Linked DNA regions of Mus musculus: regions 1 and 3 are each linked to region 2. Evidence: chromatin contacts called from ENCODE Hi-C or POLR2A ChIA-PET data. All regions are on one chromosome and are shown on one strand. Each heading gives the region's core, a stretch centred on a gene start or an enhancer-like site at or near the end of the contact. The rest is flanking DNA. Distances are from core to core; before and after follow the strand shown. Region 1 holds the start of Slc7a5 (solute carrier family 7 (cationic amino acid transporter, y+ system), member 5). Region 2 holds the start of Zfpm1 (zinc finger protein, multitype 1). Region 3 holds the start of Piezo1 (piezo-type mechanosensitive ion channel component 1).

Evidence for each region. A loop is a pair of places that touch in the nucleus more often than their neighbours do. ChIA-PET counts read pairs that join two places held with the same protein, here RNA polymerase II (POLR2A).
Region 1: POLR2A ChIA-PET joins it to region 2 with 11 read pairs in embryonic stem cell. The contact joins the promoter of Slc7a5 here to the promoter of Zfpm1 in region 2. POLR2A ChIA-PET finds 5 or more read pairs at or near these places in 2 of 5 experiments (Patski and embryonic stem cell).
Region 3: a map of v-Abl transformed pro-B cells shows a loop between it and region 2 (3-fold over the local background). The contact joins the promoter of Piezo1 here to the promoter of Zfpm1 in region 2. A Hi-C loop is called at or near these places in 2 of 37 maps with a recorded cell type or tissue (T-helper 1 cell and v-Abl transformed pro-B cells). POLR2A ChIA-PET finds 5 or more read pairs at or near these places in 1 of 5 experiments (embryonic stem cell).

What each region holds. Positions count from the first base shown.
Region 1 is chr8:121,905,319-121,909,430 of GRCm38, forward strand. Slc7a5 (solute carrier family 7 (cationic amino acid transporter, y+ system), member 5) reads right to left here and starts at 2,368. Exons shown (of 10, transcript NM_011404.3): 1 at 1,748-2,368. The coding sequence starts at 2,288. BC048644 (cDNA sequence BC048644) reads left to right here and starts at 2,515. Exons shown (of 2, transcript NR_167716.1): 1 at 2,515-2,695.
Region 2 is chr8:122,280,110-122,284,439 of GRCm38, forward strand. It overlaps Zfpm1 (zinc finger protein, multitype 1), which reads left to right and starts at 2,032. Exons shown (of 10, transcript NM_009569.4): 1 at 2,032-2,413. The coding sequence starts at 2,374. Gm39269 (a long non-coding RNA gene) reads right to left here. Exons shown (of 3, transcript XR_879285.3): 1 at 4,312-4,330. RefSeq lists enhancers at 2,646-2,889, 4,254-4,330.
Region 3 is chr8:122,548,025-122,552,659 of GRCm38, forward strand. It overlaps Piezo1 (piezo-type mechanosensitive ion channel component 1), which reads right to left and starts at 3,305. Exons shown (of 51, transcript NM_001357349.1): 1 at 2,951-3,305. The coding sequence starts at 3,014.

The sequences.
Region 1 (4,112 bases), core at 1,118-3,617, 370 kb before region 2:
CAGGGCACTCACTCCATGAACACTGAAACTCTCCTCAGAGTGCAATCCTCCGGGAGCCGGCGCCCAGGCCTTCAGAGACCTGGAAGAGCACCTGGACTCTTGGTATAGCATTGGAAATGTAAATGAGCTAAATACCTAATAAAAAATGGAAAAAAAGAAAAAAAAGAAAACAAATTTTAAAAGAAAGGACATTTGCCAGCCCTCAGTGCTCACAGCCTCCTGTGGGCAAGCATTGCTTCCCATATGTCACTAGCACCTGCAGTTTCCAGAACTATCTTGACAAGAGTGTGGGCTCTTTAAAGACAGCCATGCCAGCCTGGCATGATGGTACACACACTTACTGCCTGCACTTGGGAGACAGAGAACTGCAGACCAGCCAGGGCTGCATAGCATGAGCCTGTCTCAAAACCAAGCAAGCAAGCAAGCAAGCAAGCAAGCAAACAACAAACCTTAAAGGTACCCACGACATTCCTTATCCCTAAAGAGATTACCATCCATAAGGAGAACTGGACAATTAAAATTGAGTATGCAGTGTCCCGTTTGAGGCCAGGCTCTCCCTGGACTGCCCAGTGCTTTTGAAGACCAACTCTAGCTATGACGGTTTACACATGAACCAAGCACACAGAAGACCTTACTGGTCATCATCCAACTGGCACTACAGAGCAGAGTGGGTGGTCTCAGAATTGAAGGGCACACCCGGCTGGGTCTGATAACAGGAGACAGTCTCAGGGCCAAAGCCAAAACAGGCACTGGCATCGAGCAGTGGCCCCAGTGCTAACAGCAGCCCCGGACTTCCATGGCTCACAACCAAGTCTAGCCCACCTCCCCATCACCCTCTCTGTGTGCACTATCAACACAGCTCTCAAAACAAACAGATACATCGGTCTTAGCTGCCTGAACTCATCTGTAATTTTGAAAGTAGCATGATTTATTTCCAGGTTGCTCTCCACCACCAAATCATGTGGCATTTGCTTCAAACGATCATTTTCCCCCAGTCCTGAAAAATCACACAACTGTTTTTGAAAGCAGAAATCAATCCGTCTTGACCTATGCGTCCCATAAAGGCTACACTCAACAGCTGTTACCTGGCACATCTTGGGACCCCTCAAGCCCACCCACACAGACTGTCGTCTGTCTGCAGCCGAGTTTCTTTTAGTCCTTTACTGACAGGCAGGCTTTACACGATTCCGCTACTCATCTTAAACGAGCAAGCAGCCATCACTACCACACACAAATTTATTACTACTGTTTTCTTATGAGTCAGCCAGTTCACTGATTCCTGATAGGCCGGTTTTAAGAACATAAGTGATTTTTTTTTTTAAACTGCAATTTCCCTCTTAGCAACCAGTCAGCAACTGAAGCTGAAACAGGAAACTGGCATATCTGCCACTCCACGTGGTGCTTTGCTGAAGGCAGGGAGTGTATTGCTCTCACCCGGGACAGAGTAGATCTCTCGTACTTAGAATTCAGGTCGGGAAGCGGGATGCCTGCCGCGGGGTCAGAGCCGCGACCCACTGAGGTCTCGCGAGGGCTGTCCCGAAAGCATAGACACTATGAATGGATTAAAGAAACGCACGTGGGTTCTGGGGCCTGTGACTTTAGCCTGGAACTGCCGAGATGGTTCAGGGATGGACAGATGGAGGGATACTGGGATGGGTGTTGCCGAGCTGTAAACGCAGGAACCTTGGCTCGCGCCCACCCGGCCCCGCCCCAGCCCGGCCCCACCCCAGCCCGGACCCCTACTTACGCACGCAGAGGCAGGCCACGAGCTTGGCAGCTTCCTCGGGCACCGGACAAGTGGGGAAGACCGGCTTGAGCAAGTAGGTGGCGAAGACCAGCGCCACGATGTACTGCGAGGAGGGCCGAATGATGAGCAGCTCGATCCAGAGCTTGAGGAAGGCGGGCAACGAGCCGTAGACCTCCAGCATGTAGGCGTAGTCGCCGCCTGACTTGGAGATGGTGGTGCCCAGCTCCGCGTAGCAGAGTGCGCCCACGATGGAGAAGACGCCGCACACAGCCCACACCACGAGCGACAGTCCGGGCGACCCCGCTTCCTTGAGCACGCCGGTGGGCGTCACGAAGATGCCAGAGCCGATGATGGTGCCCACGATGATGGCCACACCGTTGAGCAGCGTGATATTGCGCTGCAGGGTCACGCCTTCGCCCTCGGGGTCCGCGCCGTCCCCGCGCCGCGCCTCCAACATCTTCTCCCGCGCCTGCCGCTCCTCCTCCGCCGCCGCCGCCGCCGGGGTCGCAACCGCGCGCCTCTTGGCGCCCGCGACCGCCATGCTCTCGGCGTTCCCGGCTCGGCCTGGATACCCGGCGTGCGCGCGGCCGAGCCGCTCTCCGCGTACTGAGAAGTGCGTCTGCGTCCGCCCCGCCCGCGCGGCCTTTTATCTCTACCGTTACCCGCCCTCCAGGCTCCGCCCATCGCCGCTGCTGTTGGTTCAGCTCGCAAAGGCCCCCGCCCCCTCAGCCCGCGCGACCCCGCCTCCTTCGCGGGCCCCCGCCCCCAAGTCTGTTAGAGCACGTGGAGCGTTAAGATCCTGAAACTGAGGACTACTGATGTGTTTAACGCGGCGTGACTACTGATGGGTTTATCGCGGCGTGTTTCACAAGATCCGAATGTTGTACGCGGGTGGAGAGTCGACTCACACCTCCTCACAAGTCCTGTGCAGGATGTCAGGGCCGATTGGTAAGGGCGTGCTTCTTCTCCCGCCCCAGGCGGCGCAGAGGACTTGTCAAGGGAGAAAGCACCGGAAGGGGGGTGGCTCAGTGTATAGTCCCAACACCTGCCCGGAATCCTGGCCCTGCCTCGCGGGTGTTTATCTCCGCTTCCTCCAGTGTGCATATCCTGTGCGTCTGGGAGATGAAGGATAAATATCTTATCTAGGATAAGTGGGGGTGGGTTGTGGGGTGAGGCACCCCTATAGTCCAACTTGGTCCAGAGGAAACGAGTCTGAGGGCGAAATGATCCGTCAGCTCTGGAGGAAACGGAAGAATAGACCAGAATGGTAGCCAGCTTACTCCTGGACTTAGATATCCATCTGGTCCCAAGGAGGGTCTTGACAAAAGCTCGATTAGTGGTACACCCAATCTGGAGAAGCAAGTTTTAGAAGGGAACCAACCCAATCTACTGTAGGGTGAAAGGGCTTTAGGTTGTCATTCTTAGGAAATCTTAGGTAAGAGGGTTTTTGAGATAATGTGGTCACACATCTGGAAGGTTCAGCATCCCAGGCCTGGTGCCATCATCGTGGGCACCATTATCAGCTCTGGCATCTTCGTGACGCCCACCGGTGAGCTCAAGGAAGTGGGTTCAAGCCCTCGTGGTATGGGCTGTGTAATTTGAGCTGATGGTACGCTTGGAAAATTTCATTGGTCAAGATAAGTCCAGGAGCCCCAAGACCCCCTCCTTTTCACCAGCTGTTCCATTTTCTGTCCAAAGGAGTCCCCAGGAAAACTCACAGACAAGCAGAAGGGAAGGTGGGGGGGGGGGCTTAATTTAAGAACCTTCAGACTTGTAAGGATACAGAGCCCTGTATGCTCTGCTAAACTGTCCAGTCTGCCAAGCCTTCCCCACTGCTGAGGCATGACCAATGAAGAAATTCAAACTTCTCCCCATCTTTGGATCTACTGCTGCAGCCAAGAATGCCAGAGCTGCCCCTTGGAAGCCCATGTCGGGGAGGTGTTCAGCCAAAGACTCCAAGGGTCACTGGAGCTACCTCCCCCAACCCCCAGTATGTCAGCCATTCACAAGCAATGACAAGCTGGTATCTCTGTAGCCTGAGCAGTGGGAAGCCATGGAGCTAAAAGGTCACACCAACATTAACCATGCCACAGTACAGACTGCCTAAACTGATGGCTTTGGGAAGATTGAGAAACTTGCTTCTCATTCTTGACATAGTCCTTTCAGAGGGCTAAAAGCATACCACCAACCCACTGAGACATCGCTAAGATTCCAAGGTACATCGTCTAACTTAATAGGACACGTGGCAACTCTTAGAAACACTTCATAGTAAACGAGGAAGCCAGTTCTGCAGTTGTGTAACTTGCCTGCCCAGTATGCGCAGCCTCACGGCCTCCTACCTCCAGGCAAGCAGCCTGCTTACCTC
Region 2 (4,330 bases), core at 782-3,281:
ACTAGACTGAGAAGACCCAGCCAATGTGGGGACCCCAGCTATAGAAGGATGGCTCCTCTGAGAAGAGCTAGAAAGCCAGACAGCCTTGTACAAATCTTGGATCTGGGCCTTGGTGTTCCTGTATGACCAACAGAGGGGGCAGCATTCAGTCCCACTAGCCAGTCCTGCACAGTGCCCTTCACTGAGTGTACAGGGTGTCAGGGAAGAGGCGACCACCTCTCTCTTCTTTGCAAGGACCTCAGTATCAGAAGCTGTAAAGAAATAGGTCTCATACCCAGAACGCCTGGTACCTGGCATCTGGCAAACTTCCAAGGGGACATGGATGGTGACAGTTGTACCAACCGAAGACTGCCTACCAGGTAGGTGGGGGACCATGTGTCTTCTCTGTGGAGACCTTTCTGATTCTCTGTGTGCTATGAAGAGAGGCAGTAGACATCAACGGTGCCCATTTGGTTTGCTTTGGATGAGGACATGACCCCATCCGAAGCTGCGTTGATCTTGTGCATGTCTCAAGTTTCAATATCCTCACAGAACAAGAGGCACATTCTTGACCTGGGTCTGGAGCACACTGCGTGGGCACTGGAAACCTGCCTCCTTAGGCTGTGACAGCAGAGGAAGCTGGGGGAATGGGGGAACACCTCCTTGGCAGATGTTCACTGTGGCATCGGCTGCGGTTAAACAAGGCCAGCTGACCTCTGGCTCCTCCCGGATTTCCGGGCAGGTCTGAGTTCAAGAAGGAAAAACCTGAGGTTCCCTCCCCTCCCCTCCAATTAGGCATAAGACTGAACCACTTGAGGCTACCCACAGTCATCGGAAGCTGCAAATCTCATACTGAAGCTTCCTTCTGGATCAGAGTCTCTGTCAACTTTCAAAGTCCAGCAAAAATTTAGTGTCCAGGCCTCGGGCATCCAGACCCCACTGCTGGCTCCCTGAAAGGCACAGCTTCAAGGGGCAGCACAACTTAAGCCATGGGGGCGGAGCTCCAGAGCGGAGGGGCAGGGCCAGACAAGCTAGGGGCCTGTGCCGCGGGGCTGCTGCACAGGTCTCCAAGGGGCAGAACAGGTCTCCAAGTCCTAAATAGGCCTGCGGACATAACCTCAGGAAACTACAACTAACTAAGAAGGCTAGAGGTCTATCTAGAAACGAGGGTGGGAATTCGGGACAAGGCCGGCGCGACCTGGGGCCAGCCCAGGGGCCAGCCCGGAGGAGGTGAGGACAAAGCTGAGGATTGGACAGACGTGGGCAAGGCCTGTGTTGGGGGCGGGGAAGGACCAGGCCTGTGCGAAGGACTACGGAGCAGAGGCGGGGCCAGGGAGAAGGCGGGCCTACGGAGGCGTGGCGAAGGCAAAGAAGGAGGAGACGTGGGCGGAGCCAGCACCTGGAAGGGCGGGTTGTGGGCGTGGCCAGCAGGGTGGCAAGGAATACAGGGGCGGAGCCCGTGGGAAGGACTAGTAAAGGGGCGGGATCAGTTTGAGGACAGCTGAGGCTGTGCTCTTGTGAGGAGGACGAGCAAAGGGAGTCAACAAGAGAGTGTAGCTGAGGAGCAGGGTCACTGTGAGGGCGGGGCAGGGGCAGGGACAACGTGGGGAGGACAACTGATAGGCGGGATCAGGGTAATAAGGTTGCTGAGGGACAGGGTCGACGAAAGGAGGACGGCTGAGGAGCGGGGGTCAATGTGAGGAGGACGGCTGAGGGGCGGGGTCAACGCGAGGAGGGACGGCCGAAGGGCGGGACCAATGTGGGAAGAATCGGCTGAAGGGCGGGGTCAGCGCGAGGAGCACAGATGAGGGGTGGAGCCAGCGCGAGGACAGAAGGCCCGGCCCAGGCTGGGTGAGTACGCGGAAGTCGGTGCAAGCAGAGAAAAGACGAGCGCTAGTTTGGGGCGGGGCCAGTGGGAAGGACGGCCTGAGGGCGGGGTCAGCACGGGTGGGAAGGCGCTACCGCGGAGGACGGTCCGGGGCGTGGCGAGAGGCGGGGCCCGCCGCCAGCTACGCGAAGGCCCCGCCCGCCTGGCCAGCCTGCGGGGAGCGCCCTGGCGGCGGCCGCCGGTTCGCCGCTCGCGGCTCGCAGGTTCCATTGAGAAAAGCTGAGCGGCGGCGGCGGCGGCGTCTGCGCCGGAGCAGAGAAGCCGCCACCAGCCCGCCGCCCGCCGGGCAGTCCGCGCGCCCGAGCGCAGGGCCGTGGCCTCGGGCCTCCGCGGCGGCGCCGGCGGCCCACGCGCGGCGCGGCGGGCTGGGGGCGCGGGCCGAGGCAGCCGTGGAGCCCGCGGGCCGGGGGCATGAGCCGCCCCGCTACCCCGCCGCGCCCCTGCCGCCCGCCGCCGCCCGCCAGGGGCTAGAGGCGGCCGCCGCGAGGGCGCGCGGCGCCGGAGACATGTCCAGGAGGAAACAGAGCAATCCCCGGCAGATCAAGCGTGAGTCAAACTTTGCCCGTGGTGCCCGCCAGACCCCCGCTGGCGCCCCGCCGCCCCGCGCCGCCCCTGCGCGGCCGCCCAACCCCGCTGCGCCCGCGACCTTCACCCCGCGCCGCGCCCCCCGCGCCGAGTGCCAAGCGCGCCGTAATCTAATCTCTGCCGGCGGGCAGGGCCCCCGCGTCTCAGCATGGGCACCCAGGGGGTCCGGGCCCCAGAGAGGGTGGCGGGTCCCGAGAGCCGGAAGGAGAGTGTCTGGGGGCGCGGCTCCAGCAGAGCCGGGCCACCTCGCAGCCTGCACCTCCCCCGCATCCGAGATGGTGCGGCGATAGGGCGGCCCCGATCTGGGCTCAGATAAAGTTTAAAATATTCCATTCTGCAAGTCCCATCCTGATAAGATCGCTCTGTCGGGACGGGCTGAAATTGTGATCTTATCTGGCGTGCTTGACTCTCCCAGGCTTTGTATCTAGAGGCAGAAGGAGAAAGACCTGGGAGTAAGGGGGACTTGGGACTGCGGGGACCGGCCGGCGCCCACCGCAGCGCTTTGGCTGCAGAGCGACAAGGCAGCGGAATAGGTAGTGGAGGCTGCTCCAACCTAGGCATTTGGCACTGGCTGACCAAACCCCCTTTATCCGCTCCGGCTCTGGAGTTTTCGATCCGACCTCTGCCTGCTGGGGGACATGTGGAGATCCGACCCACCAACTGCCCCTAACAACGCTACACGAATGGATGCCCATGGGCACCGCTCTCTCCACCTCCATCCGAGGGGTTATCCTGAACCATCCAGGGACCTCAGGCACTCAAACGTTGTTCCCGAGTGAAGTTTCTCGCAGGTTCTCCCGTGGGCACTTTCCCGAGCAAGGCAGACCCTATAATCCTACATCATCCGTGCCCCCCTACAGTAAGACCCTCCTGGGCTCTTGGGGCTACCAGGTTGCGGGGCCTCTTGGCTGCTCTAGGAGCGAGTAAGCACACAGGAAGAGCTCCTCCCCACGCCACACCAATAATAACTTCGCGCCTCTCCCGGCAGGGCGCGGGGCTTCCTCCCCGGAGCTTCCCTTTGGCGAGAGCGACAGGTCATCTGGGCTGCCCAGGAGGTGACGGGAGGGGGGCTGGGCATCCGGCTTTCCAGCTCCAGACGCCTGAGCTACCTCCTCTGTCCACATCACACTGCCACCAGGACCAAGTGTGCATTTTAGCTTGTGAGAGTACCCCCTACTGAAGTGGGGGGGGACGGGGAGGAATCTGGGTTCTGGTAACCCGACTCCCCAAATGCGTGCTGGACCTGTTTTCCGAAAGTCTCCTTCTATCATGTCAGCTGAAGAATTAAAGCCACCCACAGGTCCCGATCTGTGCTGGTTCTCTGGTTTCTTTTTCCCCTCCTCGCCTGTGCGCCTCTGCTGGGTTCTGTTCTCGCGTGTATGTGTGTGTGCGTGAGCGTGAGCGTGTGCGTGTGTGTGTGTGTGTGTGTGTGTGTGTGTGTGTGTGTGTGTGTGTTTCAGTTTGATGAGAAATGCAGATAGCTAGGGCAGGGAGATCTCAGGTTGGGAACGGATCGCCAGCGCTGATAAGCCCGCAGGAGCCCAGCAGAGCCCAACCCACTTGGGTCAGCGAAACCCCATACTCTGAGATCTAGGACCGAGACTGTGCAGGAGAGCCCCTCCGATCCCCTCACAGTGCCCCACGACTCGAGCAGAAGAGGAGAGCAGGCCTGGGGGGGCGAGGGGCGGCTCAGAGCCCTCTGTGCAACTCGTGGCCCGGGCCCCTCCTCCCCTAGCAGATCTAAACGCGTTAAGATGCGAACGTTGATTGTCACCATGCGGAGGCGCCTGCCCGCCTGCTCTCTGCTCAAGGCCATGCGTGAGGCCCTCACAGCTGTTCGCCTGGTGCCTTGGCCTCACCTGTGGCGGGTCTCAGGGT
Region 3 (4,635 bases), core at 2,055-4,554, 270 kb after region 2:
TGCAATAAGAAAATGGTGACAAGGGATCCTCCCTCAGTTCTCAGGTCCCTAGCTCCTCCCCTAAACACACCAGGACCCAGTGGGCTTCCTGTCCTGCTTACCCATTCCCTCCCAGACCCAGCATGAGGCAGGGTCCCGCCCCTCTGCCAGGCCCTGTCACTGAGGCTCAGCAGGGAGTCCCCCACATCGTGGCAGAGGGAAGTGGGACCTCACCCACTGGGTGGCTACCAAGACTGCAGTACTGGTGGCAGGAAAGGCTTGGTTCTCTCTGTTTTATTGCTCTTTCTGGCCCTGAGTTTCAATAGCTCTGACCACTGAGTAAGGGCTGTCTGAAGAGGGTGGGTGGGCAAGCCCGATAACCGTTCCCACCTCCCGGCCCAGAGTGGACAGCTAATGGTGACCGAGAAAACATTCTGAGAAGGGAGACACGTCCCCACTGTAAACAGTGATACTTCTCGGTGACAAGCCGTCGAGCCCAGGTGCCACTCTGTCACGGATGTGCCTCCCATGCTATGGCGAACGAAGGAAGAAAACAGAGACCACGTTGCATTACCACACACAGGTCTTCACCGGGAGGGAGGGAGCTTTCTCACTACCTGGCTCTTGCTTGGATTTTAAGTTCCTGGTTCCTCTGTGAGGCCAAGAATCAGGAGACCTGGTCCTTTCTCTCTCAAGCACAAAACATCCCTCCTGAATCCAGATCCCTAGGTCTCCAGGTCACCGGGTTAAGTCTGCCTGGGTTGGTCACTATTCCCATGGGACTAGGGCATCACCTTGCCTGACTTTCCAGATTAGGGGAGTGGCAAAGAGGCTAAGCACCCCAGGATGATTCAAACCTTCAGGAAGGCCTGAGACAGCACCCAGCATTTAAGATGACTAACCTGTGAAGACCTTGTTTCCAAAACATAGGACTCAAACTGTTCAGAGGGTGGAGGGTGAGGGAGCCCTCACAAGAGATGGAGTGAACGTTCCACCTCCAGCAAGAGGTCCCGCAGTGATGACTACACCCCATAGAAATGAACAGGATGCCAGCATCCCCTACGTCACCACACAGAGCTCTTAGCTGGCTCTGTATCCCTTGCCCACCTCCCCAGGCATAAAGAAGACTGTTGGTGGCCAAGCCCACACCCAGGCTCAGTGTCAGGGTAGGTGTGGCCTGTGCCTAGATATGTTCTCATGAATGAATTTTATTGGGGGGACAGTTTGAGCCTAAGGAAAGACAGGAGCATTAGTCATCAATATTCTTTTGAAAGCTCCCCAGGTGACTAACACACAGGCTGGGTGGGAACCCCCAAAGCTGGCAAAGCCTCCTTCACATCCTAACCAGACTCAGTCTGGAAGCTTCCTCTGACACCCACATACTACAGCTGAAAAGCCAGGGGACCTCAGAGCCCAGACTGATCCTTGGAGGGTAAGGATAAATTCTAGCTAGTAGCACTGCTGTCCACGAGCTAAGAAATGATTTTGCATTTTTTTTTAACTGCTGGAAAAAAATATCAGAGTATTTCATGATGTGAAAGCATTCACCATCTGGCCTGTCAGAGAAAAGTCTGCCGGTTTTGTTTAAGCACGGCCCTTGTCTGTGAAAGAGGACCTCTTCCATGAAGATGGAGAAGCCTTTCTCTGCACACAACAGGACCACCTCTTCCCTGCCCTGCCCTCCTTGTTCCCAAGTGTTGACAGTCAGTGAAGGAGCCTGAGAAGCAGCTCTTGTTGAATCTTTAAGAAGGGTACCCGTCTTCTACATTCTCATCCACCCATTCTGCTTATATTTACAGTCTGACCGTCTACAGGCCAGCGAGGAAAAGAAGCCACAAATGTGGGCCCTAGACCTTGGCTCTCCTAAGTCCGGGCTGAGCTGAGGACAGTATCCGCTGGCCCCTCCTTTCAGAGCTCAATGGTTTTCATTGATTCCTGCCTTGAAAAATCCCCCCCACCCCCCCACCCCGGTCTCACCACATTTTGGTCCTACAAATCAAAACTTGGCCTGTGTGGAAGTCATTGCCCGGGTTGCCTGACACCCCCCGGAGCCTGTTCCTGAAACAGGGTGCACAAGCAGTGTCCGTGGAGAGATGGAGGGAATCACGCACAACCCCCCCACCTCCAACAGATGGACTTCCACGAGGCAGACCAACTTTCACAGTGGGTACACTGACTCTCTGTGGGCTAATTTAATCAGACCCCGAGGAAGGTCACATGTGGAGGGGTGCTGACTGCTTCAGGAGGTGTAAGGGGGTGAGCAGCTGGGCAAGGTGCCCTGGGTGAGGCTGGGAGGGCGGCAATGGAGCCCAGCACCTATGACACCAAAAGAGAGAAGCTCTTTGCAAGAAAGGGACGTATGCCAAGGTAGGGGATCTCCAGTTCTGACATCAGGCAGAGCCTCCTGGGGCGCCCTGTGCCCCAGTCCCTCTGGAAGGTAACCAAGTAGGGCACAAGGAAGACAGGAGCTTAGCATTGGACAGACAACCTCGGAACTGAGACTAAGAACTGCGCCTAGGGCTGGAACATTAGTTCTGGTAGGAAATTTCTGACTTGAAAAGCTCCAGGCAGAACGCCACCTTCTCCCAGATTGGTCAGGAAGTCATGATGCAAGTTTGATTTTTTTCTTTCTTTCTTTCTTTTTTCTTAACTACGAAAGAGAATAGAAAGTCGCGCTCCCCTCACAGCTCAGACACTAACAGCCCCTTGCCCGGGCCTCTCCTCCCAGCCCGCGTGGAGACGCCCAGCGCTATCTGGGGCTCTCGCGGACCCGCGCCTCGCCGTTGCCTGCCGTGCTTTCCACTCGGTGCCCGGGCCGGGCCCGCCGAGGCCGCCAGCGCGCTCACGCCTCTGGAATGCGAGCGCCCTGGGCCGCGAGTCCCGCGGAATCTCCTCGCCTATGCTCGCCCGCCGGGGCGGCGCGGCGCAGGGGGACGCGGACGCAGCCTTCCCGCCCGCGCCCTCCACTCACCCGCCAGGAGCGTGCAGGGCAGCAACAGCCAGTAGAGCCCGGCGCCCAGCACGTGCGGCTCCATGCCCCGCGGCCGGGGGACCGCCCGGGGTCGCGCCGCCGTGGCTAAAGGGAGGTGCGAGGGCCGGAGGAACCGCGCGCCATGGCACTCTGGGCGGGTCTCCGCACGTGCGGCGCGCGGCTGCTGTGACCTCCCGCCGGCCTCGATCTCGGGTCGCCGGCCGGCCCGGCCGCGCCCTCTGGTTCCCGACGGCCGGATCCCGCGCACGCTGGGTTGTCAGCCCGCCCGGCTCGGAACTCACGGCGGCTCGTGGAGGCCGAGCTGGGCCGGACGGCGACGCGGCGGCTCTCTCCCTGCTCCCGCCTGCGGGCCTTTATAAGCTCGGCCCCCGCCCTCCCTGGAGTGCCCGCCTCCGCGCTTCCCCCGACGGCCAGGCGCGCCCAGGCACCCCCTCGCTGCCCAGCGCAGTCTGCTCGAGCGCCGGCCCTACTAGCCTGGCTGGTGCCGGTGACCCGGAGACCTCGACCCGCGCGCCCCCCAAACCCTCCTTCAGCCCAGCGCAGTTACTCGCACTGTGCCCGTGGGGCGCTTCTCCCTGGGGCTCCGGGGCCTGGGACCCGGGGTGGGGGCAATACAAGAAGACTCCCAAAGACCTGACCCACTTAGTACCCACGCGCAACTGCGCCCCTCGTGGTTGGAGCAACTTTCGCTTTGTTCCCCAAGCCGTGATGGCGCAGCGCCCTCTGGGGGCTGTCAGAGTCCCTAACTGTGGCACTGGCGGCCACGCTGGCTAGGCCTTGGTGGTTGGGGTGGAGAGACACCTTACTGCTGTGGCATCAGACAGCTGCATCCCACTGTGGTCTGCGTTGGGGCTTTGGGACTGCTTCCAGTCACACCTGCCCCCACTGTGTGGCTTGGCTTTAGTCAGTGTGCTACAGACAGTAGCAAAAGCTGACAGAGCACCTGCTGTCCCATTGGTGGCCAGACAAGGTCTGAGTCCGGCACGTGCCCGGTACCTCACCCAAGCCGCCTTGGTTTGGCTCAGTCTTCCGTATTAAGGTGGATAGGAAAGACGAAATGAAAAGGGGTCAAGAACGGCACAGTTGGACCAAGTTCAGGATGCACTGGGAAATGAGTAGCATTAGGGGCAGAGGCTTAACCGGGAGCGGTGATGATGTGACCCTTTTGAGCCTCAAGGCACCAGCAGGCTAAAGTCAATCACACTTCAGAACCTTCAATTTTCCAGAACCACCAGAAATGCAGGCTTTCCCTGGACATATAGTATTTAAACTGCCTAGCTTGGTCTCCAAGACTCACCTCTAGTCTGACTCTGAAGGGGTGCTGCTAAGACACGGGAAGGTTCAGAAATTCATTCAGACCTGCTCCTTGAGCAGCAGTTCTCAACCTGTGGGTCGTGACAGCTATGGGCCTTGAACGACCCTTTCATAGGGGTTGCATAATAGATATCCTACATAACAGCTATTTACATTATGATTCATAAGAGTAGCAAAATTATAGGCCGGGCGTGGCCTTTAATCCCAGCCCTCGGGAGGCAGAGGCAGGCAGATTTCTGAGTTCGAGGCCAGCCTGGTCTACAAAGTGAGTTCCAGGACAGCCAGGGCTACACAGAGAAACCCTGTCTCAAAAAAAAAAAAAAAAAAAAAAAAGAAGTAGCAAAATTATA